Regions from separate parts of the Homo sapiens genome. Here region 1 is linked to region 2. Evidence: chromatin loops called from intact Hi-C (ENCODE). Cell type or tissue: heart right ventricle. All regions are shown on one strand. Each heading gives the region's core, and the rest is flanking DNA. Links, peaks and the distances in the headings are about the cores only. Region 1 overlaps DDX19A (DEAD-box helicase 19A). Region 2 overlaps COG4 (component of oligomeric golgi complex 4).

Evidence for each region. A loop is a pair of places that touch in the nucleus more often than their neighbours do. Peaks named below come from ENCODE experiments on the same cell type or tissue, not always from the same donor. Only the 100,000 strongest peaks of a DNase experiment are listed, where the experiment ranks them.
Region 1: a loop joins it to region 2, with 2.2 times the contacts of the local background. A loop is called at or near these places in 2 of 110 quality-filtered maps.

Annotation. Positions count from the first base shown.
Region 1 is chr16:70,360,005-70,374,129 of GRCh38, reverse strand. It overlaps DDX19A (DEAD-box helicase 19A), which reads right to left. Exons shown (of 12, transcript NM_018332.5): 5 at 12,620-12,712; 6 at 9,485-9,587; 7 at 8,999-9,113; 8 at 7,868-8,045; 9 at 7,269-7,506; 10 at 3,745-3,907; 11 at 2,567-2,758; 12 at 747-2,205. The coding sequence ends at 2,144. Among named protein-coding and RNA genes, the nearest start is that of DDX19A, 20 kb to the right of the region's middle. In heart right ventricle, for the core only: a CTCF peak has its summit at 3,861 (motif pointing left); a DNase peak (open chromatin) is centred at 3,799; H3K27ac peaks cover 778 bases.
Region 2 is chr16:70,490,150-70,498,149 of GRCh38, reverse strand. COG4 (component of oligomeric golgi complex 4) reads left to right here. Exons shown (of 19, transcript NM_015386.3): 10 at 95-213; 11 at 763-929; 12 at 1,719-1,884; 13 at 7,758-7,820. Among named protein-coding and RNA genes, the nearest start is that of COG4, 29 kb to the left of the region's middle. In heart right ventricle, for the core only: no CTCF peak of the experiment used is centred there; no DNase peak of the experiment used is centred there; H3K27ac peaks cover 1,501 bases.

The DNA of each region.
Region 1 (14,125 bases), core at 1-8,000, 120 kb after region 2:
AACCCAGGAGGTGGAGGTTGCAGTGAGCTGAGATCACGCCACGGAATTCCAGCCTGGGCGACAGAGTGAGACTCCGTCTCAAAAAAAAAAAAAAAAAAATGTTCGGCCAGGCGTGATGGCACCCACCTATAATCCTAGCACTTTGGGAGGCCGACAGAGGTAGGCAGACCACTTGAGGTCAGTTCGAGACCAGCCTGGCCAACATGGCAAAACCCCATCTCTACAGAAAATATAAAGATTAGCTGGGCATGCTGGCATGTGCCTGTAATCCCAGCTACTTGGGAGGCTGAGGCAAGAGAACTGCTTGAAGCTGGGAGGCAGAGGTTGCAGTGGGCCGAGATCACGCCTCTGTACTCCGGGCCAGAGTGACACTCTGTCTCAAAAAAAGAAAAAAAAAATGTTCATTGTGGTACTGTGGATAACAGCCATGTACTAGAAATCCCCCATGCCTGTCACTAGAGGAACCAGGAGATAAATGCCGGGACAGCTACACGCAGAAAGGAAGGTGGATGGTGTTTCCAGGGCAAGGAAGATGTGTGTGTATTGGACATGTCAACATGTCTAACACATGCTGATCAGTGAAAGCAGGTTGCATAGTAGTGTGAACAGAATGTTCCTGTTTTTGTAAAAGAAAAATGGGTTTATGCAAATAAAAGGCAATATGGTAGAATATTCACCAAGCTGCCAGGAATCAGGATCCCAGAAGAGAAGGGATAGAGAGCACTCTCACTTTATATACACACACGCCTTTTTAAAATGAGTATATATTTGTCTAATAAGCAGAAAAATACAAATAAAAACAAATCATTAGTAGAGCGTTTCTCATAATTACTTTAAAATGTCTTAGCATAATGAATGGTGCATACGCTACAATTTATCCATCCTTATTTATTTATTGAGTCGGGGTCTCGCTCTGTTACCCAGGCTGGAGTGCAGTGGCGCCATTTCAGCTCACAGCAGCCTCTACCCAGGCTCAAGCGATCCTCCTACCTCAGCCTCCCGAGTAGCTGGGACTACAGGCGTGCGCCACCAGGCCCGGCTATATTTTTTTCTATTTTTGGTAGAGACGGGGTTTCATCATGTTGGCCAGGCTGGTCCCGAACGCCTGAGCTCAACCGATCCGCCCGCCTCAGCCTCCCAACGTGCTGGGATTATAGGCATGAGCCACCACGCCCGGCCTATCCATCCTTATTCATATTATGTAGGAATCAGAGCTCTCCATAATGTCCACTATTATAAATGAACAGCATAATTCCCTTGGTCATAACTTCCATTCCAAATTCTTGCTCAGCTCTCGGCCCCGTGTGACACCTGGGGGTAAGAACCAACTACGTATGCGCTCAGAAACTCACCTGGGGTCTCCTGGCTGCCGTGACTGAGTACCAGGGGCCTAGGCAGAGGGAGCAACCGAGAGAAGAGAAGGCAAGACCAGGCCCAGCCCCTTCATCGGCCCTCGCCAGATCACTCTCTCTCAAGGGGTCAGGATTCAGACTTTCGTGTTTCTCTCCAAATCTGAAGTTTACAAAAGTAGCCGAGCTGCTCATCAGGGATATGCAAGTCTGCTTTCTGCAGCAGAGAACAGAAGTGAAAGGGAGAAGGGATGAGCAAGAAAGTCTCTGGATTTCAGGAGAAGGAAGACAGCCCCAAGGGCAGGAGAAACACTTGTGAAGGGTCCATTGAAGAGACAGAGAGGGGGCAGCTCTGGCCTCTCTGCTGCCACTTCCCTCATTCGATGCACAGCGGTGGGGCTCACACCATTTTCCACTCAGCCTCTTCCGCACAACCTGCACATCTATCGTTTCTTCAGGGGCTGGAGCTGGTTCCACGATGCCTAGCCAAAATCAGGAGGGGGTCCTGGGGCCAGCGACTACCACTGTGACCAGATTATTATAAAGATGGGGGAATGTGGCTTTAAAAAAGTGGGGAAAGGACCCAATTTTCCAAAATGCAAATTTTTTCTTCTATTGCCCCCCATCATTTGCACCTATTTTTGTCAAGTCCAAACATAATTTGAAGTGAGGTAGGTAGTTTCTCTCTACTTCTGCCGTTGTCCTTGGGGTGATGTCGGGGCCTGTGCCCTAAATGCACTTGTCTCCTGTGCAGGGGCAGTGCCAGGGCTGGCATCAGTGGCTGGTGGAGCTTCTCAGTTGGCTATTTTCTCAATCTCGTCCAAATCATCTGTGTCCAATCTTTCTATCTTCTTATCTGGGGGAAAGATACACAAGTCTCTACCCTGCCCAGGAATGTGCCCCACCTCAGGCCACAGCAATCATTCATTCAGGCCCAAAGGCTCCGGGTGCCTAAGCAGGGGGCAGCAGGGCCCCTAGTCACTGACAGCAACAGTCAGAGCCCCACGCCCCGAAGCCCAGTCACAGGGGAGCTGTCCTTGGAGTCCCTGGGTCCTGAAGTCTCCAGGTGTGCTCCCTGAGAACTGCCATATGGTCAGAAAGGAGGGGAGTGTGCTAGGGACAGAGCCTCTCTTGGGGCTACAGAAGATCCTACCCCTTTCACCACCCCGCCCTACTTAGCAAAGGGCGCCAGGCACAGGACCCTCCCCGGGACTCACTAAAATGCTCCTGGATTCTGTTCAGGATGTTCATGCTGTGCTTGCTGTCCACCATGTTCACTGCCAGGCCCCTCTTGCCAAAGCGGCCCGTGCGCCCGATCCGGTGCAGGTAGGTCTCATTGTCAGGATTCCCGTCCTTGTCCACGGGAAGATCAAAGTTGATGACGACAGACACTTGTTCAACATCAATGCCTGCAGGAAGGAGAGTTGGAGGCTGAGAGGACTAAGGACAGGAGACAGAAATCACTGTCATCCATAGGTAGGTCAATGCGTACCAACTTTGGGATAGAGGGAAAGAATTTGGGACAGGCCAACTCTGGGTACAAGAGAGGGCACACATATAGGCAGGCAACAGAACCCAGAGGAAAAGAAGAGAACTTTGGCAAGTGCCAACAAAATCATGAGATCAGTCGGTAATCCTCTGGGAGACACAATGTTCTGGAGATGGGCGCCCCTGGAAGAGTAGGCTCCGTTCTCTACCAGTCAGATGCCTGTACATTTCCTTCCACCAAGTCAGGACTACTGGTTTCTGCGGGAGTTCCTTTTCTTTCTTTCTTTTTTTATTTTTGAGACGGAGTTTCGCTCTTGTTGCCCAGGCTGGAGTGCAATGGCGCGATCTCACTCACCGTAACCTCCACCTCCCGGGTTCAAGCGATTCTCCTGTCTCAGCCTCCTGAGTAGCTGGGATTACAGGCGCATGCCACCACGCCCGGCTAATTTTTGTATTTTTAGTAGAGATGGGGTTTCACCATATTGGTCAGGCTGGTCTCGAATTCCTGACCTCAGGTGATTCGCCCACCTCGGCCTCCCAAAGTGCTGGGATTACAGGCGTGAGCCACTGGGCCTGCCCTCTTCCTTTTTTTTTTTGGAGACAGAGTCTCACTCTGTCACCCAGGATGGAGTGCTATAGCACATTCTCGGCTCACTGCAACCTCTGTCTCCAGGGTTCAAGCAATTTTCCTGCCTTGGGATTGCAGGCATGAGCCACCGCACCTGGCATGTGTGAGTTCTTACCACCTCAGGGAAATCCAAACAGTCTCTCCTAGAAAGGAATAGTGTCACCAACCCCACCCATCTCCCTGAGACCATCCGACTTCCCTGTATACAAGGATTTCTGGCTCTAATTGGGCCTGGGACCCCGAGCCTGGCAGACCAGGTGGGACACGTCCTCTGCTCACCGCGGGCACACACGTTGGTGGTCACCAAAACCTTCTCTTTGCCCTCTCGGAAGCGCTCAATCACCGCAGCCCTCTGCTCCACCATCATCTCCCCACTCAGCAGAGCCACCTGGTGGCCTTCTTTTGAGAGCTCTGCTGCCAGCCAACTAGCTGTTTTGCGAGTCTGGAAGAAAAAAAACAATTGAGAAATGAAAGTATTTGAGTATATATTTTTTCTTTTTGAGACACAGTCTTGCTGTCACTCAGGGTGATCTAAAAAGTCCTGGGCTCAAGTCATTATCCTGCCTTGGCTTCCCAAAGGGCTGGGAGTACAGGTGTGAGGCACCACGCTCAGCTGAAGATATTTTTGATCTGGAAGACTGTACCTGAAACTTAGCAGCTAAAAGCTAAATTTCTTAAAATTGTAAACCCGATATAGTGCAACAGGAAGTAACAATGTCACCTGGCTTGTAATCTTACGAAAATATTTGTACCTGGCTGGGCATGGTGGCTCACACCTGTACTCCTAGCACTTTGGGAGGACGAGGCACGTGGATCGCTTGAACTCAGGAGTTCGAGACCAGCCTGGGGAACATGGCCAAACCTGTCTCTACAAAAAATTTAGCTAGGCATGGTGGTGTAGGCCTGTAAGTCCCAGCTACTTGAGGGAGCTGAGGCAGGAGAATCGCTTAAACCTGAGAGGTCGAGGCTGGTGAGCCAAGATTGCACCATTGCACTCCAGCCTGGGTGACGGAGCAAGACCTTGTCTCCAAAAAAAAAAAAAAAGAAGAAAAGAAAAAAAAAAGAAAATTTATACCACAAAAATATTTAACCTGGGGCAAGATACGGTGGCTCACGCCTATAACCACAGCAATTTGGGAGATCAAGTGAAGGATCACTTGAGCCTAGGAGTAAAAGACTACCCTGGGGGCCAGGCGCGGTGGCTCATGCCTGTAATCCCAGCACTTCGGGAGGCCGAGGTGGGCCGATCGCGAGGTCAGGAGTTCAACACAAGCCTGACCAACATGGTGAAACCCCGTCTCTGCTAAAAATACAAAAATTAGCTGGGCGTGGTGGCATGTGCATGTAATCTCAGCTACTCAGGAAGCCGAGGGAGGAGAATCGCTTGAACCCGGGAGGCAGAGGCTGCAGTGAGCCAAGATCATGCCATTGCACTCCAGCCTGGGCAAGAGGCGAGATTCCGTTTCAAAAAAAAAAAAAAAAAAAAAAAAACCAGATTGGCCGGGCACGGTGGTTCACGCCTGTAATCCCAGCACTTTGGGAGGCCGAGGCGGGCGGATCACCTGAGGTCAGAAGTTTGAGACTAGCCTGACTAATATGGAGAAACCCTGTCTCTACTAAAAATACAAAATTAGCCAGGTGTGGTGGCACATGCCTGTAATCCCAGCTACCCGGGAAGGCTGAGGCAGGAGAATTGCTAGAACCCGGGAGGCAGAGGTTGTGGTGAACCGAGATTGCACCACTGCACTCCAGCCTGGGCAACAAAAGCAAAACTACATCTCAAAAAGAAAAGACTACCCTGGATGCTTCAAGATGTCATTGTAATGAGAGGCAATAAAATAAAGGTGAGGAAATTCTTCTAGATTTAGGAGTCTTAAGAGACATGACAACTAAATGCAACAAGCAAAACTTGACTGGCTCTTGGATTTAACAAAACAAAAAGCAATAAAGATGAGCTGGGCACAGTGCCATGTGCCTGGAGTCCCACCTACTTGGGAGGTTGAGGTAGGAGAATTGCTTGAGCCCAGGAGTTTGAGTCCAGCCTGGGCAAGATAGTGAGACCGTCTAAAAAAAAAAAAAAAGAGTATTTTTTGGCGTCAGGCGCAGTGGCTCATGCCTGTAATCCCAGTACTTTGGGAGGCCATGGCAGTTGGATCACCTGTGGTCAGCAGTTCAAGACAAGCCTGGGCAACATGGTGAAACCCCCTGTACCAAAAATACAAAAATTAGCTGGGCATGATGGCGGGCGCTGGTAATCCCAGCTACTCTGGAGGCTGGGGCAGGAGAATTGCTTGAACCCAGGAGGCGGAGGTTGCAGTGAGCCTAGATCACACCATTGCACTCCAGCCTGGGTGACAGAGCTAGATAGACTCGGTCTCAAAAAAAAAAAGAATACTTTTGGCACAAGTGGAGATAGGAGAACGTGGATTATATTTGAGAGATATATTACTGTTATCACTGTATCATTGCATTGTATGTTTCCTTGTTTTGAGACAGAGTGTTGCTTTATGACCCATGCTAAGTGCAGTGGCGTGATCACAGCTGACTGCAGCCTCTAACTCCTGGGCTCAAGGGATCCTCCCACCTCAGTCTTCCGAGTAGCTGAGACTACAGGTGTGTGCCACCACATCCAGCTAATTTTTTTTAAGTGTTTTAGAAATGGGGTCTCCCGACGTTGCCCAGGCTGGTCTCAAACTCCTGGGCTGAAGCAATCCTTCTACCTTGGCCTCCAAAGGTGTTGGGATTACAGGCGTGAGCCACTAAGCCTGGCCTCTTTTTTTTTTTTTTTGAGACGGAGTCTCGCTCTCTCACCCAGGCTGGAGTGCAGGGGCACGATCTCAGCTCACTGCAATCTCCGCCTCCCAGCTTCAAGTGATTCTGTTGCCTCAGCCTCCCGAGTAGCTGGGATTACAGGCATGCACCACCACACCCAGTTAATTTTGTATTTTTAGTAGAGACGAGGTTTCTCCATGTTGGTCAGGCTGGTCTCCAACTCCCGACCTCAGGTGATCCGCCTGTCTCGGCCTGCCAAAGTGCTGGGATTACAGGCATGAGCCACCGTGCTCCGGTGTCTCTTTTATTCTAAAATCATTTTGACATTTTCTTCAGAGATCTTAAATATTTATTTTTTCTATTATCAATGAGATCTATGCTTCCATTTTCTAAGTATTTGTTGTTTGAGACTGGAAAACTATGTGTGTGAATGTTATGACTATCTTGTTGAACTTTTTTTTTTTTTGAGACGGAGTCTCTCTCTGTTGCCAGGCTGGAGTGCCGTGGTGTGATCTCGGCTCACTGCAAGCTCTGCCTCCCGGGTTCACACCATTCTCCTGCCTCAGCCTCCCGAGTAGCTGGGATTACAAGCGCCCGCCACCACGCCGCGCTAATTTTTTGTACTTTTAGTAGAGATGGGGTTTCACCGTGTTAGTCAGGATGGTCTCGATCTCCTGACCTCGTGATCCACCCATCTCGGCCTCCCAAAATGCTGGGATTACAGGCATGAGCCACCGTACCCGGCCATCTTGTTGAATTTTTTATTTTTCTTACAAATATGAGTTGATTCTCTTGGGTTGTGCAACAATACATCATCCACAAATAAGACATAAAGTTCAGGGGCTCTATCTTTAGGCTATGTATCCCTTGGGATACTACCATTACCCCCACTAAAGGAGAGCCTGTCTCTTACATCTTCAAAAAGCACTTCCCTTCTTTCCATGGCGCTCAGGGGCATCCAGTCCTCCTGAGCCCTGTGGGGAGCTGGCTGAGAGGGAGGGGCCAGGCCTGCCACTGCCGCTGCTACTCACATGGCAGAAGATCATGGCTTGAGCAATGGTGATGGCCCCGTAGAGGTTACACAAGGCCTGGAACTTCTCGTCTCTGCTGCTGCACAGGACATAGTACTGCTTGATGGTATCCAGGGTCTCTTCCTCACGCTTCAGTTTGATAACATTTGGGTCTGGGACCACTTTCTGGGCAAACTTCCACACAGAGTCTTCAAAGGTGGCGGAGAAAAGCAGCATCTGGCAGTTCCTGGGCAGCATCCTGCAAGGGAAGGCCCGGGTAGATGGCCCCAGGTGGCCCTGGGAAGCAACGGAAGCACAGCCTCCCCAGCTGGGAGGGTCTAGATGCCCAGGAAGGCTGATGGGGGAGGAGCATCTTGGGGAGGAGGAGCAGCAGGCCTGGGATGGGGACAAGGGTTGGGGAAGAGTCCCTAGGTCTCCTTTCTCAACCCAGGTTGGGAGGGACTGTGATCAGCGCTGACATGGAAATGGCCCGTCAAACAAATGCTGCTGAGAGTACGAGAGCCAAGACCCAGGCAGAAGCCAGAGGAGGCGTCTGAAGTGAAGGGAGAAGACACTGCAGATGGGGAGTCTGAGGAGTCCCCCACCCTCGAGATCCCTACCTCTGGATGCGGATGCTCTGATCTTGGTGGCCCTGAGTGGCTATCATGACATCAGCCTCATCCAGAACAAACACCTTGATTTTCTTGGGATCAATGAACTTGAGCTTGGAGCACCAGTCCAGCACGGTCCCAGGGGTGCCAATGACAATCTGCTCACTGATCTTCTGGCCTCTTTCCACTGTGGAGACCCAGGTGATTTTCATAGGTATTTCAAAGGCAAAGCCAGCTCTGGAAATCAAAGCCCTGCCCATCCTTCTAGGACTAGGAGAACAAGTTATTTCCAGATTTCAAAACACACATGAGTGTTCCCCTCAGTCTTGGTCTCTTCTGCTGTGAAGTGGGCAGAATGACACCTATCTCAGTGCACTGTGGTCAGGATCAAATCCCACACAGCAATCCTTCAATAAGCATCAGTTCCCTTCTTCTTCCTCCTATAATCCAACATCATCCAACTCTTTTTATGTTTATTTATTTATTTATTTTGAGACAGGGTCTCACTCTGTTGCCCAGACTAGAGTGCGGTGACACAGTCATGGCTCACTGCAGCTTTGACCACACAGGTTCAAGCGATCCTCCTGCCTCAGCCTCCCAAGTAGCTGGGACTACAAGCTGGCACTTCCACGCTTGGCTATTTTTTTTTTTTTATTTTTTGTCTTACTATGTTGCCCAGGCTGGTCTCGAACCATGTGCTCAAGCAGTCCTCCCACCCTGGCCTCCCAAAGGGCTGGGATTGCAGGTGTGAGCCACTGTACCTGGTTTTGCTTACTTTTAAAGAAAGGGAGCTGACCCCAACCTTCCATCCTCAGTCCTGTTAATCCCTCTTTGGTAGCAGGTCCCAGAACTCTGGACGCTAAATTCAAAACTCTACCTTCTGAGCGAAGAACTCTAGATATTAAGAACTCTGTGAGCCATGCGTGGATTTTTTTTTTTAATCAACCGAAAATCTTATTTTAAGACTGAAAAAGACTGTTAACAAATTAGCAGGTATTCAAATAGATTCAAATAGAGCAACACAGTTAGGCTCCAGGGTCAGACTGAATTAGAAAGTTGAATACGGTCATCGCATCTTCAAAATTCAAACGCCCAACCCCCTACCCTGCTCACTGTTCAGTTGTCGCCTGCCGTACTCACATTTATTGCCTCGAACGGCATAGGCAAGCTTCAGTTCTGGGTAAAATTTGCCCATCTGCTCAATCACTTTTCCTGTTTGAAGCGCCAGCTCATATGTTGGGGAGAGGCACAGACACTGACAGAAAAATCATAAAGGATGAGTTTAGGAGAGCCATTTGGTAACAGACCTGAAGGCACCCAGTATGCTGATGTTATTAGCACTTGAATAGCACAGGGAAGCATGTCCTCCCATCCAGGCCCACCTTTCAGCCATAGACTGAAGCCTGCAGCAGGTAGCCCTGGCTTGGCAGAGGCCTTTGCAAGCCATGGTCTAAGGCTGCTGCTTTCAAGCACATTCTCCCAGGTCAGGGCCTGGTGTAGGAACTTGCTCTGCCTGAGCCACAGCCTAAGGTGTCAGAAGCTTCAGACCTCTCGTTACTCCTCACCAGATGGCACTGCGCTCCCCAGGGCAGGCAACCTAGGACACCCAGCCCCGCAAGCCCTCACCTGGGGGTATCTGTCTGATGGCTCCACTCGGCTGAGCATGGCTAAGACAAAGGCAGCTGTTTTACCAGTGCCAGACTGAGACTGGGCAATCAGATTCTGTGGGCTGGATCAAGGAAGAACAGAAATGAAACTTAAATTGGTGAAACTCAGTAACATGTCAAAATGTTCTTTCTGAATGAAAGGCATATTTCCCCCTTCGTGCTTCTCTATATTACCCAGGTTTTCTCCATTGAGCACAAATTACTTTCATACATTTTTTTATACGCTGTTAAAAAGCTGCTTAAATTGTAAAATAAATGATTATTTTAAATGGGCTCACACCAAGAAATTCTCATTCTAGCCTCTAGCACAGCTAAAGGACCCCAGTTTTGCACCCCAAGGGGCACAGGGAAATCAAGTGTGCAGAGTAAGATCTGTGCCCAGACAAGACCCCAGCAATATTTTTGGCTGAGCCATGATGCATTCCCAGAATTTGGTTCCTTCTGTGTGTGCCTTTCCCCAGTTTTATGGACAAGATGCTAAGTCAGGTGGATGTTTTAGAGGGAACTTTTACATTCCATTTTATGGGACCCAGCATCATGGGAATAGGTGGCATGGTTGTCATTAAAAAAGATAAATATGGCTTACGCCTGTCATCCCAGCACTTTGGGAGGCCGAGGCAGGCGGATCACAAGATCAGGAGATCGAGACCACCCTGGCTAACACAATGAAACCCCGTCTCTACTAAAAATATAAAAAATTAGCCGGGCGTGGTGGCGGGTACCTGTAGTCTCAGCTACTGGGAAGGTTGAGGCAGGAGAATGGCATGAACCTGGGAGGCGGAGCTTGCAGTGAGCAGACGTTGCGCCACTGCATTCCAGCCTGGGCGACAGAGCGAGACTCCATCTCACAAAAAAATAAATAAATAAATAAATAAATAAACTAAGGTGGGCAGATCACTTGAGGTCAGGAGTTCGACACCAGCCTGGCCAACATGGTGAAACCCCACCTCCATTAAAAATACAAAAATTAGGCTGGGTGCGGTGGCTCACGCCTGTAATCCCAGCACTTTGGGAGGCTGAGCCAGGCAGATCACGAGGTCAGCAGTTCGAGACCAGCCTGGCCAACGTGGTAAAACCCCATCTCTACTAAAAATACAAAAATTAGCCAGGCATGGTGGCAGGCACCTGTAATCCCAGCTACTCGGGAAGCTGAGCCAGGAGAATCACTTGAACCCGGGAGGCGAAGGTTGCGGTGAGCTGAGACCGCGCCATTGCACTCCAGCCTGGGCAACAGAGCGAGACTTCATCCCAAAAACAAACGAACAGACAAAAAAATACAAAAATTAGCCAGGTGTGGTGGTGTGCGCCTGTAATCCTAGCTACTCAGGAGGCTGAGGCAGGAGAATCACTTGAACCTGGAAGGCAGAGGTTGAAATGAGCCAAGATTGCACCACTGCACTCCAGCCTGGGCGACAGAGGAGACTCCATCTCAAAAAAGAAAAAATGATAAATATGCCAGGTGCAGTAACACATGCCTATAATCCCAACACTTTGGGAGGCTGAGGCTGGAGAATCACTTGAGGCCAGGAGTTTGAGACCAGCCCTGGCAACATAGTGATACCCTGTCTCTACAAATTTTTTTTTTTTTTTTGAGACAGAGTCTTACTCTGTCGCCCAGGCTGGAGTGCAATGGTGTAATCTTGGCTCATTGCAACCTCTGTTTCCTGGGTTCAAGCGATCCTCCCACCTCAGCCTCCCTAGCAGCTGGGATTACAGGTGTGCGCCACCAAGCCCGGCTAATTTTTTTGTATTTTTTGTAGAGACGGGGTTTCACCATGTTGGCCAGGCTGGTCTCAAACTCCTGACCTCAAGTGATCCACCTGCCTCAGCTTCTCAAACTACAAAAAAGTTTTTTTAAAGTCAGCTGGGCATGGTGGCACATGCCTATAGTCCCAGCTACTCCGGAGGCTGAGGTGAGAGGATTAATTAAGCCCAGGAGGTCGAGGCTGCAGTGGGCTGTAATTGCACCACTGCACTCTAGATGGGGAAACAGAATGAGACCCTGTCTCAAAAGGAACTTAGTCTTGTCAGGGTGGGAGAAGGATGTGGAAGGAGGGGAATTCAGGGGCTTCAACTATCAACTGGACCTGCTTCCTTTCTTGGCAGGATAGGGCTACAGAGGTGTTCTTGGTATTGTTCTTTACACCTTTGTGTAGGTCTCAAAAATTTCCAAATAATATTTTGTTTGTTTTTGAATTTATTGCAACACCATTCACATCAAAATAATATTTTTTAAACCCAGTTTTTTTTTTTTTTTTTTTTTTGAGACAGAGTCTATGTTTCCCAGGCTAGAGTGCAGTGGCATGTCTCGGCTCACTGCAACCTCTGCCTCTGGGGTTCAAGCAATTCTCCTGCCTCAGCTACATGACCACAGGTACGTGCCACCATGCCAGGCTAATTGTTGTATTTTTAGTTTAGTTTTTTTTTTTTTTTGAGACAGGGTCTTGCTGTCACCAGGCTAGAGTACAGTGGCACCATCTCGGCTCACTGCAACCTCTGCCTCCCGGGTTCAAGCAATTCTCCTGCCTTAGCCTCCTGAGTAGCTGGGACTACAGGCACATGCCAACAGGCCTGGATATTTTTTTTTTTTTGATTTTAGTAAGACGGGGTTTCACCATGTTGCCCAGGCTGGTCTCGAATTACTGAGCTCAGGCAATCCGCCCACCTTGGCCTCCCAAAGTGCTAGGATTACAGGTTTGGGCCACCGTGCCCAGCTAATTTTGTATTTTTAGTAGAGACAGGGTTTTGCCATGTTGGCCAGGCTGGACTCAATCTCCTGACCTCAGGTGATCCGCCCGCCTCGGCCTCCCAAAGTGCTAGGATTACAGGAGTGAGCCACCATGCCCGGCCTTAAGCCCAGTTTTTAAGATAGCATGGAATAAAGCACTACCTTTCTCTATAAGTTTCTATTGTTAAGTGGGAAAGGCAGAAACTGTAGCTAACTCCATCCGATTCTCTCTGCACTTGCCTAAGCTGTATTCCTGAGGAAACACGTGGCCCCAAACAGCTCCTTCTGTTCTCAGGCACAAAAACGCAGTTTGGGGAAGATTGATCTAATCACACTGGGTGAGATGCGCTTCATCTGCATACTCACGGTTCAGCAAGCATCATGGGTAATGCGTTCTCTTGTATCTTGGAGGGTCGATTGAAGCCCATGGCATAGACTCCCTGGAGAAGCTGTGGTTTCCTAGGAAGCCAGGAAGACAGAGGATGGATGCCTAGAAGTTAGAATTGTTTTAGAGGCCTAGAATCTTATCTTTTTCTATAGAAAGGAATGATGCCTCCTACCTCTGTCAGACGTATTTTCCTATGCCTTAAAAAAACACTGTCAAAAACCAAACCAAATCAAACCAAGCTACCGCCCTTCCCTAAGGAATCTTAATCTGCAACTATTCTATAATTCATAAAATACAGAATGGTTTCTTTTCTTAGAGAAATTAATGCTTTCAGCAGACCCGCAAATCTGGCTGGCCTTGGAAGACAAGTGTTCCCTGGACACAGCAAGGGTGGTGGTTATTAATTCATAGCATTACATAAATTATAAAAGATATATCTAAAAACAGGTCAGGTACAGTGACTCATGCCTGTAATCTCAGCACTTTGGGAGGTCAAGGCAGGCCAACTGCTTGAGGCCAGAAGTTCGAGAACAGCCTGGGCAACATGGTGATACCTCGTCTCTACAAAAAAATACAAAAAATAGCTGGACACACCTGTAGTCCCAGTTACTCAAGAGGCTGAGGTGGGAGGCTCACTTGAGCTCAGGAGGTCAAGGCTGCAGTGATCTGTGACTGAGCCACTGCACTCCAACCAGGGTGACAGAGTGGGACTCTAAAGTAAATAATAAATGAAAATAAACACTATTTACTATACTGCTAAGATTTAGAAGTCCTTTTGTTCCATGTTCCTTCCAAAGCCAGCTATGCAAATACTCCAGACAATCAATAGGTAAGGAAATTGATGGGCTGGGCGTGGTAGCTCACGCCTGTAATCCCAGCACTTTGGGAGGCCTAGGTGGGACGACTGCTTGAGGAGTCCAGGCGTTCAAGACCGGCCTGGGCAACACAGTGAGACCCTGTCTCTAAAACAAAACAAAACAAAACAAAACAAAAAAGAAAAATGAGCTGGGCATGGTGGCATGCACCTGTAGTCCTAGCTACTTGGGAGATTGAGGCAGGAGGATTGCCTGAGGCTAAGAGTTAGAGACTATAGCGAGCCATGATTGCCCCGCTGCACTCTGGGCTGGGCAACAAGGCCAGGTCATCTCTTAAAAAAAAAAAAAAAAAGAAAGAAAGAAAGAAAAAAGAAAAAAAAAATTTTTTTTTTTGAGATGGAGTCTTGCTCTGTTGCTCAAGCTAGAGTGCAATAGCGTGATCTTGGCTCACTGCAACCTCTGCCTCCTGGGTTCAAGCGAGTCTCCTACCTCAGCCTTCTGAGGAGCTAGGATTACAGGCGCATACTGCCACACCTGGCTAATTTTTGTATTTTTAGTAGAAACAGGGTTTCGCCATGTTGGCCAGGCTGGTCTTGAACTCCTAATCTCAGGTGATCCACCTGCCTCGGCCTCCCAAAGTGCTAGGATTACAGGCGTGAGCTGTAGCGC
Region 2 (8,000 bases), core at 1-8,000:
AGAAAGACTATAAAGGAACCTGAAAAAATGAAAAAAGTTGCTCTGTTTCCCTTGGGGAAAAAAAATGAGTATTCCTTTCTTGGCTGTCCCCTAGAGCACCAGAAGTGTCTGGACAAACTCCTCAATAACTGCCTTTTGAGCTGTACCATGCAGGAGCTAATTGGCTTATATGTTACCATGGAGGAGTACTTCATGAGGGAGACTGTCAATAAGGTAGGACATAGGACGCATCTCTTGGAAATGGGGCTTCCGGTCCAAGAAGCCAGGCTGAGGGAAATGGCTGAGGCATGTCATATTTATTGGTCCTGCTTTGAGAATACTCTTGCATGCAGATTGAGTGGTACCACTTTGTATGTTTAGAGAGCATCTTTGGAGTCGTTGTGTTCTTTGTATACCCAGCTAGGACTTCCTTCCCAAGAATTAAAAAAGAACAGCTCAGCTCAGCTCTTCAGGGAGCCCACTTGTTCCCTACCTCCCTGAAGGTTTGTGGGTAAGGAGCCTCAGGGAAGTAGGGCCCCTGCAGATATCTTACACTCCCCAGGTAATGGATCTCTGCAGGGCTAAGGCCCGAAATATTTAATTTGTTCACCTAGTGATCAATAGGGAAGTAAGCTATTTTGACAAGGAGGATGCACGCCATGTTGGGAGAAACATGGACAAGGTACAGAAAAGGGAGCAGAGCTAGGGCCAGTGTACCCAGAATCATCTAGAACATGACATGCACAACTGGGACCCTCAGTGTTGGCTTTGCCTTTTGGGTAGGCTGTGGCTCTGGACACCTATGAGAAGGGCCAGCTGACATCCAGCATGGTGGATGATGTCTTCTACATTGTTAAGAAGTGCATTGGGCGGGCTCTGTCCAGCTCCAGCATTGACTGTCTCTGTGCCATGATCAACCTCGCCACCACAGAGCTGGAGTCTGACTTCAGGTACAGTTGACTCCCTTTCTCCTTTCTAGGCAGAAAGGCCCTTCCTGTTGATTCCTGAGGCCCATTTGTTTCTGCCCTTTGTCCTCATGATTCTAGTTAAGTTCTATACAGGACATCAGCTCCTATCCCTAAGATAGTATCCTTGGCTCCAGGAAGCTGTTGGTCAGCCATATATCTCATGGGCCAAATTTCTGTTCCCTGGACTAGACTGAAGGAGCTATGGGCCCTTAGACGTAGGAAAGAGAACAGGCAGTTCAGATGAATAATACCACCAATAGGTACCATTGCTACAGGCCCAGCACTATGCTAATCTCCTGCGCTTTTGAGGTCCTAATAACAACCCTATGAAGTAGGAACTGTTAGCTCTGTTTTATAGATGAAGAAACTGTGCTTTAGGGAGATTCCGTCCTCGTCAAAGATCCACCACTTAGGAGTCAGTGGTGGAATCCAGAACTGAGTGACTCAAAACCTGTTCTCAACTCCTACATGGTACTGCGTTCACTAAGCCGCACAGCTTTGTTGGGAGTGCAGTGGTGATGGCTAAAAGCCTCATGAACAGTAGAGATTGGCCAGTCTCCCCTGTATGTTCTTGTCACATCAGTGTCCTTGACGGGGTGCTGGTTACTTTCATACCCTGGCTCCTCAGGTCTCCTACAGTGGTCTTAAGGACTGGTTATTCCCCCTAAAAGAGCACCTTGTGCTGCTGGGTCAGAGTGGTGAAGACTGGCCCTTCTGTCCTGGTGGCCAAGTTGAGCACTGTCAATTCCTCTATGCAATCCTGCCCCCCAGGGATGTTCTGTGTAATAAGCTGCGGATGGGCTTTCCTGCCACCACCTTCCAGGACATCCAGCGCGGGGTGACAAGTGCCGTGAACATCATGCACAGCAGCCTCCAGCAAGGCAAATTTGACACAAAAGGCATCGAGAGTACTGACGAGGCGAAGATGTCCTTCCTGGTAGGTACCCCACAGCTCACGAGCTGGGTTGGTTTATCTCGAGAGGTTACGCTATCACTGCTAAGCCACAGTATAATTGGCCTCTAGCTAGAGACTTTTCCTCCAGTGTCTATATAGAAGGAAAATTCCTCCTTTAAGGGAATTTCCTCCCAGAAGGTTCTGAAACTATTTCTTACTCAGGGACATATTCTGAGTCACCTGAGCCACGATAGAGGCTGGGCTGTCCAGCTGTCACCTAGAATTCATTCCCCAGAGCACTGGCCAGCTGCTCAGGAGCCCACTGAGTGCCAAGCTTGGCTTGCATCTGCCACAGAACCAGCTCTACCATCTGTGCCAGACCACCAGACTGCTTCTCTGAGGAGAGGCCCGCAGCATGGGCAGGCGCCAGTCCTTCGGGCCTGCCATCACTGCTCTGCTAGTACATGTCTTAGGCTTTCAACTTCCTCTGGAAAGGAGGCTTTATTAAAGCCCTTTGCTACCCAGAATGACAGATGTGATAAAGCAGCAAGCCTTCCATTGTGTGACAGCTTGGAAAGGAGGAGCACAGAAGGATGAAAGGATTTGTACAAAGCAACAACCAGTTTGTGATGAGCCAGAAAGACCACAGATGAATCCTAAGCTCAAGATCAGGCCTCTCTGGCACACGCTGTCTTAGCACGCATGGGAGTAGCACAGTCCGAGGTCCATTCTGCTCCATCCCCCACATTGGCCGCACCCTGAGTCTTGACTCCTGAGGCTCAGAGCCTGAAAGAAACATCTAGTAGCATCTGTAGCCCACAAGTGGGGTTGGACGCAAAAATGTTCACATGCATTTTTGGGTCACAGGGTCCTTCCTTAGCTTTTATCAGATTCTTTTTTTTTTTTTTTTGAGATGGAGTCTTGCTCTTGTTCCCCAGGCTGGAGTGCAATGGCATGACCTTGGCTCACTGCAACCTCCGCCTCACAGGTTCAAGCGATTCTCCTGCTTTAGCCTCCCGAGTAGCTGGGATTACAGGCATGCGCCACCATACCTGGCTAATTTTTTTTTTTTTTTTTTTAGTAAAGACTGGGTTTTGCCATGTTGGCCAGGCTGGTCTCGAACTTCTGACCTCAAGTGATCCACCCGTCTTGGCCTCCCAAAGTGTTGGGATTACAGGCATGAGCTACCGTGCCTGGTTATCATATTCTTAAAAGGATCTGTGACCCCCAAAAGAGTTCAGAGCTGTTACTTGCAGAGAGAGAAGCCTAAACTTGCTAATATCTACCAAGCCCTGTGCAGAGGAACCCATAGTAACTAGTTATGAGACAGATCCAATGTGAAAGCTGTTTAGGCAGCCCCACTCTCTTCCTGTCATAGAAAATATTTGCCCTGTGTATGGTTTCTGTCAATCTAGGATATCATGGTTGCTGCCAAAAAAAGATCAGATCCAAAAAACTGTTGCCTGTGAAAGTTGTTACCTTTGGAGAACTTTGCCAAAATGCCCAGCAACCAGCATCACATCATGAACCAACTTAAATTTTTATTTTGTTTGTGATTTTTTTTACAGAACTTACTTTCATTTCTGTGCTCAGAAATAATCATTGGCTGCTTGCTGCCTACCACATCAAAGCTAGATGTCTTTGTTTAAGCCTCCTAACTCTAACCCATACCACCTTTCCAGTTCCGTTTTCCACCACTTGACTACATGTCTCCAAAACCGGCCAGTGCATATTCGCTCTGTGAGGACCTCCCATTAACACAGTTTCATTGTTTGAGGCCCCAGAAGATAAGACCAAAAAGAGAGGCGATGCTAAATGCTTGGTGACAGGTTTCTGGTTTTCCTGACACCAAGTATTTAAAATGTCATCACTCCCATTGCAGGGCCTATTTTTTATGTCACCTTGATTCATTTGGCTGTCTAGATGAATTCTCCAAATTTACTGACATCATGCACTGTGGGCAGGGAATAAACCCAGTGAATCCACGCTTACTAGGGCTGTCAGTACAGGGGAAACTTTGAAATCAATACCATTTGAACTCAAATCCAGAAGTCCTCATGACAGTTATTCTTGGTGCTCTTAAATGCCTTGGAAACACTTATGGCCTTCATCCTTCAGCTGTCAGGACAGGACAGTTATTTGGAAACTTGTGACATTAGAGGCCTCATGTTGTGGCATATTAAAGAAAGACCTTTAGGCTTATCTGTCCACAATCAGAGTGGCCTAAGCAGCACTGTCAGCATCATGACTTTCAGCACTGGCTGCAGGACACCGACAAGGGAAGCACTCTGGGCAAGATGAGAGGGACTTCCTAATCACAGCCCCTGGGGTTCTGAGATCCTCCTTTTACCCTGAAATCCTGAAGCTCCTGACTCATGTCTCGAAGACTGGCTCCTCCTTACCTCACCCCTGCCTTCCTCATCATGCCACCAGCAGACCAGTTTACAGGCAGTGGGATCCCCAGGCCCTCTATTTCCTCCCTCCCACGGCCTCTAGATGAGTATTCCTGAACCACAGCTGTGCTCATGTGGCATTCACCTGCTTTAAAAATCCTCAGTGCCAGCCCACTGTCCACAGGTCACAGGGCTAACTCTGCAGCAGAGCACCCAAGTCCCCGTCAGTCTCTGCCCCTCGCAGCTCTACCTCCTGCCACTTCCCTGCACGTGTCTGTGAACTGACTCTGCTATTTCTCAAATACCTTTTTGGGTTTTGTGCCATTCTGCACTTGCTTATATTATCCCCTTTCCAGAATATGTTCATTCACTCTCTTACTCATTGCACAAATATTTATTGAGAAACTTCTAAATATCAGGCACTGTTCTGGGTTCTAGAGCTACACTGCCCAACATGGTAGTCACCAGCCACAGGTGGCTATTGAAATTTACATTTAAATTAAAAATCCACTTCCTGAGTTGTACTAGCTATGCTTCAGGTGCTCAATAGCCACACATGGCTGAGGGCTACCATACCAGACAGTGCAGTTAGAATATTTCCATCAAGCAGAAAGGTAGACAGTGCTGTATAGAGACGCAGTGGTGAAGAAAACAGGCTAGATCCATGCAGACAAGAAATAGATAAACCAGAGAATGTCAGGAAATCCTAAGGACCATTAAGAAAATATCAAATAGGACAGTGAGCTGGAGAGAGGCTGCTGGGGGTGGAGAAATGTTCTCACCTTCATCTCCTGTCAGAATTATGTTCTACCCTTTTATGTTCAGCTCAGCTACCAACCCTGTCATGGAACCTTCCTTGAATGCCTTACACCGAAACAGTTTGTTCTTTCCTCTGAATGGCCAGAGCAATTAGTGCCTTAATAATTTTGCCCCATGCTACTTTTTTTTTTGGAGATGGAGTTTCGTTCTTGTTGCCCCAGCTGGGGTGCAATGGCGCGATCTTGGCTCACTGCAACCTCCGCCTCATAGGTTCAAGCGATTCTCCTGCCTCAGCCCCCCAAGTAGCTGGGATTACAGGCACCTGCCACCACACCCGACTAATTTTTGTATTTTTAGTAGAGACGGGGTTTTGCCATGTTGGCCAGGATGGTCTCGAACTCCTGACCTCAGGTGATCCACCCGTCTCAGCCTCCCAAAGTGCTGGGATTACAGGTGTGAGCCACCGTGCCCATGCTACCTTTTTTTTTTTTTTTGAGACGGAGTTTTGCTGTTGTTGCACAGGCTGGAGTGCAATGGCGCGATCTTGGCTCACTGCAACCTCTGCCCGCTGGGTTCAAGTGATTCTTCTGTCTCAGCCTCCCAAGTAGCTGGGATTACAGGCATGCACCACCACGCCCGGCTAATTTTGTATTTTTTTTAGTAGAGACGGGGTTTCTCCATGTTGGTCAGGCTAGTCCCGAACTCCCAACCTCAGGTGATCTGCCCGCATCGGCCTCCCAAACTGCTGTGATTACAGGCATGAGCCACTGCGCCTGGCCTCCATGCTACTTTTATCATTGGTATTTCTGCACCTAGTCTGTAAGACAGTCGTGTTATGAAAAAAGTCATCTTTGGACCAGAGTAGGGAGACCTGAATTCATTTTTTTAGTTTATTTGTTTATTATAAAGGATATTATATAGGATACAGATGAAGAGATGAATAGGGCAAATTATGGGGGAAGGGGTATGGAGCTTCCATGCCCTCCCCAGGTGGCCACTGTCCAGGAACCTCCACCTGTTTATCCATCTGGAAGCTCAGAGACCCGAATTCTAAGCCTGGCTCCAGCTTTGTGGCCTTGTCACTCTGAGTGTCTGTCCCTTTTCCTGCTTTATTATTCTTCCTGGCATTATATAATGCATTTGTTTACTATCTGGCTTCCCTTCTGGAATGTCAGCTCTGTGAGGAGTGGACCATGTCTTTTTTGTTAATTGCTTTCTCTCAGTGCCTAGAACTGTGCCTGGCACATCCAGGTGCTCAGTAAATATTTGCTGAATCAGTTGCTGTCAGACCTTCGTGAATCATTTTACTTTTTTTTTTTTTTTTTTTTTTTGAGACGTAGTTTTGTTCTTGTCACCGAGGCTAGAGTGCAGTGGCGTGATCTCAGCTCACTGCAACCTACGCCTCCCAAGTTCAAGCAATTCTCCTGCCTCAGCCTCCCGAGTAGCTGGGATTACAGGCACCCGCCACCACGCCTGGCTAATTTTTTGTATTTTTAGTAGAGACGGGGTTTCGCCATGTTGGGCAGGCTGGTCTCAAACTCCTGACCTCTTGATCCACCTGCTTCGGCCTCCCAAAGTGCTGGGATTACAGGCATGAGCTACCCTGCCCCAGCTTTTTTTTTTTTTTTTTTTTTTGAGACAGAGTCTTGCTCTGTCATACAGGCTGGAGTGCAGTGACACAATTTCAGCTCACTGCAACCTCTCATCTCCCAGGTTCAAGCGATTCTCCTGCCTCAGCCTCCTGGTAGCTGGGTCTACAGATGTGCACCACCACGCCTGGCTAATTTTTTTGTGTGTATTTTTATTAGAGACAGGGTTTCACCATGTTGGCCAGGCTGTTCTTGAACTCCTGACCTCAGGTGATCCACCCGCCTTGGCCTTCCAAAGTGCTGGGATTACAGGCGTGAGCCACCGTGCCTGGCCAAATCATTTTACCTTCTGAGGAGTCTCATTTCCTCCCGTGCACTGGGCTTGATAATACGTGTTCTATGGGGGTATTTAGCAGACTCCATGAGATAAAGAATGAGAAAATACCTCATAGGTGGCAGGCTCTCTGGAAGCTTTTCTTTAATGAATGTCAGGCTTTGTATCACTGACCTGGGGCTTGACCGTTTGGAGCCTCAGAACTTATCCTGGACCTGTATGCCTGAGTCATTTCTGCTCTGTAGGTAACACAGTACAAGAAGACCTGAAACCTCGCCGGGCGCAGTGGCTCACGCCTGTAATCCCAGCACTTTGGGAGGCCGAGGTGGGCAGATCATGAGGTCAGGAGATCAAGACCATCCTGGCTAACATGGTGAAACCCCGTCTCTACTAAAAATACAAAAAATTAGCCTGGCGTAGTGGCGGGCGCCTGTTGTCCCAGCTACTCGGGTGGCTGAGGCAGGAGAATGGCATGAACCCGGGAGGCAGAGCTTGCAGTCCAGCCTGGGTGACAGAGCCAGACTCCATCTCAAAAAAACAAAAAAACAAACAAAAAAAGAAGACCTGAAACCTGAGCTCACTACCTCTGAGGTCCTGATAGCTTTAGGCTCCCTGTCATCAGGCACAGAAGAAAGGGCGAGCCTGCTTCCCCATTCTGCCCAATCCAAGATCTGAGCGTCCTGCTCAGATGTAGCAGTGTGGGTTTTCATTAGCGCAAGTCTGAACTCCAGCCAGCCCTTCTCTGAGCTTCATGGAGCACAGCTGTCAGCCAGTCTGGCATTGGAGTGGGTGGCAGGCACAGTCAGCAGGAAGTCACGTTCTTCCTTCCTCATCTCCCAGGTGACTCTGAACAACGTGGAAGTCTGCAGTGAAAACATCTCCACTCTGAAGAAGACACTGGAGGTACGAGGGAAATTGCCTATCAGTGGTCAGCAGCCATCTTTTCCCATGTTGAGATAGAGCCCTATACAAACATCATGGTGAAGACACTTATCTTGGTGACATTGAGCCACACTTGAGGGGATTCTTTGGTGACTGACATGATAGCAAGGCATCCTTGGACCAGGGAGAAAAGCTCAGGAG